Regions from separate parts of the Homo sapiens genome. Here region 1 is linked to region 2. Evidence: read pairs that join two places in POLR2A ChIA-PET (ENCODE). Cell type or tissue: OCI-LY7. All regions are shown on one strand.

Region 1 (2,500 bases), 160 kb after region 2:
TAGACACAGATGTATTTATATTTTTAAAAGGATTTCATTTTTGAAAAATGATTTGAATAAAACTATTTTGCAGGTCTGCTAATACAACAAAAAAAAATTTGTTGTTTAATAAATAAGTATTTTAAAAGCATTTTAAAAGATTTTAGTGTTCTCTTTCATTTTCAGAAGTGTTCCAATGTGGTGTTGAATTATAGTCACCCTCACTGTACATAACATATCTGGACATCCCTAAACATAGGCTAAACATAGGCTCATCCTTACTTGTCCTTAGACTCAGAAATTTCATTTAAAGATGAGGCTGCCTCCCATAGGCAGCTGTATTCTTGAAGGCTACACCCTCCACTAACATGGGAGGACTGGAGAAAATCCAAGCTAGGTACCAACCAGACAAAGAAAGAACCCCAGCATGTTCTGCAATAGCCAAACTGATCCTGATAAGGAAGGGAAATTTTCTCCCAAGCAATTGATTCTCTTTGAAAGATTTGAGAAAAGGGTGCTGGGATTTCAAAGAAGAGGGCAACCTGCAGAGCCCACAAAGTAAGGGAAAGAAAGGTCACAAAGAGGACTTTGGATACACAAGAAAATAACAGCTGCATTACTCACAGTAGCAAAGACATGGAATCAACCCAAATGCCCATCAATAATAGACTGGATAAAGAAAATGTGGTATATATACACCACGGAATACTATGCAGCCATAAAAAAGAATGAGATCATGTTCTTTGCAGGGACATGGATGGAGCTGGAAGCTGTTATCCTCAGCAAACTAATGCAGGAACAGAAACCAAACACCACATGTTCTCACTTATAAGTAGGAGCTGAATGATGAGAACACATGGACACATGGGGTGGGTGGGGAACGACACAGGCTGAGGCCTGTCAAGAGGGAGAGCATCAGGAAGAACAGCTAATGGGTGCTGGGCTTAATACCTAGGTGATGGGTTGATCTGTGCAGCAAACCACCATGGCACACGTTTACCTATGTAACAAACCTGCATATCCCGCACATGTACCCTGGAACTGAAAATAGAAGTTGATAAATAAAAATAAATAAATGCTGATAACTTGGAAAAAAAGAGAAAAAGAAAATAACAGCTGCAGTTACATGTATCTAGTGCCACCACACCATGTGCTAAGCACTTGATGGACACATTACATACATATTTTCTCCTCATCCTTTCAACACTTCTACAAGATGGGTGTGTTATCCCCATTTTCCAGATAAAAATCTGAAGCTCACCCAGGTCTGGGAGCTCTTTGCTGCTACACCACCCTGTCTGCCCCGGTAGAGGGCGATGGAGAGCATATACAAAAACAAAAAGAAAACAAAACAAAAAGCATGTAAGTAAAGAAAGGCAAGTAAATCAAGGTTACAACTGGAGAAAACGATTTGTTCTTATAAGCAAGAATGACTAAAGACCTTAACAGACTATGAAAAACCTAGATGTTCAAAATAAATTGGCTTTGGATACACTTGAGAACAGTGGGCTGCCAGAGCCCTTATTAAGTCTACCAGAAACAAAAATGCCCTCTTTTGGGTGAAACATGTGCAGGGAGCCAAAGCTGGATATTAATTACCGAGTGACTTCAACTACCAGCCACCCTCTAGAAGTCCGCTGTGAAGTGGAATGTAAAATAACACAGGTAATCACAGACACAGGTTGCTGGAAATGATGCAAACACATTATTCTCCCCAAATTAAAACACTCTACTCATGTCCAGAGCTTGAAAATTTGTTTCCCAGTAAAGGTCAAGAAAAGCAAACATTGCTTGAATTTAATTATTAAGCCAGCTGTCAGTCACTGGCAGTGACACAAGCAGGAAGACATTTCAAGGCAGGAAATCAGCTGCAGTTAGCATGACAGGGTCCTTGCATCTTTAATCAGGAACTCCTCTGTCAGAATATTTTATTTATCACTGAAAGAATAATGCCAAGTTGGCATCTATTTTATTCCCTTACTGTATCTTTTTTCTTTTTTAAATAGCAAATCTAGCAAACAAGACCTTAGTTTACTAAGATTCGATGGATTTCAGTAGGGCTGATAACTGTATTAATTTGCATTAACTGTCCATATTCTAAAGTAGTGCCCTGAAGCAAGATCGAAACATGAGATACCAATGGCAATTCATTTTGCTTATAAGTTTAGGCATGAGAGTGACTGGTCCAGACAGAAGAACTGGTTCTATCCCCTGAATCCGCCACTACCAACTAGCAGTGGCTTCAAAAATTATAGGGGTGTGTGGGTAGAAACCAAGATTGGTAGATGGGAAGGAAGGGAGTACTTGGATTGATACAGAGTGAATGAGGAAGAGGCCTCAAACATCTGCCATTGCCTCTAGAACAACCACTGCAACTAATTTTTCCTCTGTAACTTTGGTGAATTCACATAAACTCTTGAATCTTTAATTTACCAGTTGCGAAACAGGAATAGGATACTCAAAAAGGAAGTTACTAATAATGGTCTGAAGGTGGTGGTGGCTATGAGTGGTTATGAGTGAT
Region 2 (2,500 bases):
TCCAGGGACTACCCTACAATGCATAGGATGGCCCCCAACAATAAAGAATTATCTGGATCAAAATAGTGATGAGATTGGGAATCCCTGATATCTCTCTCTCTTTCTCTCTCTCTCTCTTTGTATATATACTATGTATATAATATTTATGTGTGTGTAATTTTTAAAGCATAGTATATTATTTCACAAAATCTAGGGAAATTTGGGGGGTTGGAAATCATGGCTCAGGAAGAGTAGAAATCAAGCACATTTTGCAGGTTTTGAGTTCTCAACAGAGTTCAAAGGCCTTCCTCTTAGTGCCCTCTGATTTCCAGGACTCACTTACAAATGCCCATTCTCTGTGAACCTCAGACTGAGGAGAAATGAAATAGACACAGCTTGAGTCAGCTGTTCATTCTGCTCTAGTTGGCTATGTCCAAGGGGGAATGTTCAAGCCAAAGTTCAAGCCAGTGACCATCCTTGGAGACTGGGTCAGGAGCCCTTAGAAAGGTGGAGTTGGGAAAACAGCCCTAAGGAGGCCTATTACATTTATCTATGAGATAACAATAATGCCACTGCTCTTCTGGAGACCTACTATCAAATAAAAGGTTGTGGGCCCCAGGGGAACTTGGAAACAGAAATGGCAGGTGTCTCCTTTAAATGGCATTCATAATATTTCTCTTTTTTTTCTATCTTGAAGAACAGATTTCATTTTTTACACTTCTATAAAACAAATGGAACCATGACTTATGTTCCACAATTTCCATAGCTGATTTCATGAACTTTAACAAGTTTTCCTTATTTATAGCAGTCCCAAGCTTTATTCCCTTAGAGATGTCAGGACGTGGAGGGTAATTTTGCTGCCTGCCCTCTATGCTTTAAAGACCAAGTGAATTGAAAGAACAGTAAATCCCTGCCCCAACACAATAAGTGAGGTCCAGAAGAATTTTACGTGGGGTCTAAAATTCAATCAACTATTCGTGGTCGCGTTATTTTGAAGCTAATGAAATGGATGCCAGGAACCTGCACAGCTTGCCAGTTGGTAGCGCCAACGGAAGCCCATGCCAAACTTGGCTGAGTTTGCCGCCATCTAGTGGCCACTCCCAGCGTCAGTTTACACCTCGCAATGAACAGGAAGCAGGCCTGTGGCTGGCCAGGACCAGCCTTCAGCAGGCCATTCTAGGATTTTCCCGGTTAGCTGTCGCTCTTGGATTGGTCCAGACCAGGAAGACTAATTATTACAGGATTACTTAATGAGGAGATTTTCTGTACTTGGAAACATAAAGCAATGGTTTTAACCTTTGTGAGATTACAGGCCCCTTTGAGAATCTGCCTATATGCATATAATTTTTCACACAATTTCTAGAGGGTTTTGGGCTTACTGAAGCTAATCCATGGACACAAAGGGAAAGACACTGAATATAAACCTGATACAGATGTTAGCTGGGTGTAATTGTAAGCCATTCTGAAGTCGTTTGGAACAGAAAGGGAAAATGGCAATGGCAGGTGTGCGAATAGGAGGAAATCTACTGCTAACTGGAGGATAGTAAGAGTCTTAACTGTCCTCTAAAATGTGCCAAATGCCCGTGGCTCTTTAGTTGTATTTATACATGCTATGTATCTCCACCTTAGCTTTCCACCCTTAAAATTGGTTCCTTGTTTTACATGCCTGAGTTTTTCCTGGCCCTTCCTATTCTCCTCTGGTTTCTATCCAAAGTCTCTAGTGGACCAACAATAGGTTTGGGTTGGGAGTCAGAATACTGCCTGGGATTAGGCCAGCACCCCCCATTGGCTGGGTGAGTGAGCAAGTCCTGCACCCTCCCTGGGCTCAGCGTGAGGATGAGCATCCTTTAACCCCTCTTAGGATGGAATGAGACACTGTGTACAAGTGAAAGACATTGAAAGAGTCAGAAATGGTAGACAATTTTTGGAGTCTGCAATGTTATTCCAAAAACAAGTCCTTCTAGGATACTCCACAGGTAATTCGTGCTTAAAGCGGGTGAAATAAATGTCAGCTGGACTTGCTGGGAGAGAAAGGATGTATTGTCCTATTTTCCAGGGGTCTGTTGACAAGTGGCATTAATAACTATTATTAGTGCCTCCTCCTCACTACTCACATTATAAGCAAAAAGCTTTCACCTTTGGTTTCAGTAACCCCTTAACACGTCACTTCTGACACTAATTCCCTGTGTGAGCAGGATCTGGGGCCGGCCCGGCCTCCACCCTCTTCTGTGCAGCCCTGACATCTGCAGAATCACAGACAGTCCGGTCTGCAGGGAACCTCAGAGAAGAAGGAATGCCTTTAACTAATTCAGGGCACTCAAACCACAACACACACACACAGACGCCTCTCACAGTGGAGGTACACATTTTCCAAAAATTAAAAAGTGCTCGGCCCGGTGCGGTGGCTCGTGCCTGCAATCCCAGCACTTTGGGAGGCCGAGGCGGGAGGATCACCTGAGGTCAGGAGTTTGAGAGCAGCCTGGCCGACATAGCAAAACCCAGTCTCTACTAAAAATACAAA

What was found. ChIA-PET counts read pairs that join two places held together with the same protein. Peaks named below come from ENCODE experiments on the same cell type or tissue, not always from the same donor. Only the 100,000 strongest peaks of a DNase experiment are listed, where the experiment ranks them.
Region 1: POLR2A ChIA-PET joins it to region 2 with 5 read pairs; 1 of 35 experiments calls an interaction of 5 or more read pairs at or near these places.

The regions. Positions count from the first base shown.
Region 1 is chr2:68,594,166-68,596,665 of GRCh38, reverse strand. No RefSeq gene overlaps it. Among named protein-coding and RNA genes, the nearest start is that of PROKR1, 48 kb to the left of the region's middle. In OCI-LY7, CTCF peaks have their summits at 1,081 and 1,282 (motif pointing right); a DNase peak (open chromatin) is centred at 1,265.
Region 2 is chr2:68,750,490-68,752,989 of GRCh38, reverse strand. All of the region lies in intron 1 of ARHGAP25 (Rho GTPase activating protein 25), which reads right to left. Among named protein-coding and RNA genes, the nearest start is that of ARHGAP25, 17 kb to the right of the region's middle. In OCI-LY7, CTCF peaks have their summits at 872 and 1,085 (motif pointing left); a DNase peak (open chromatin) is centred at 1,049; H3K27ac peaks cover 404 bases.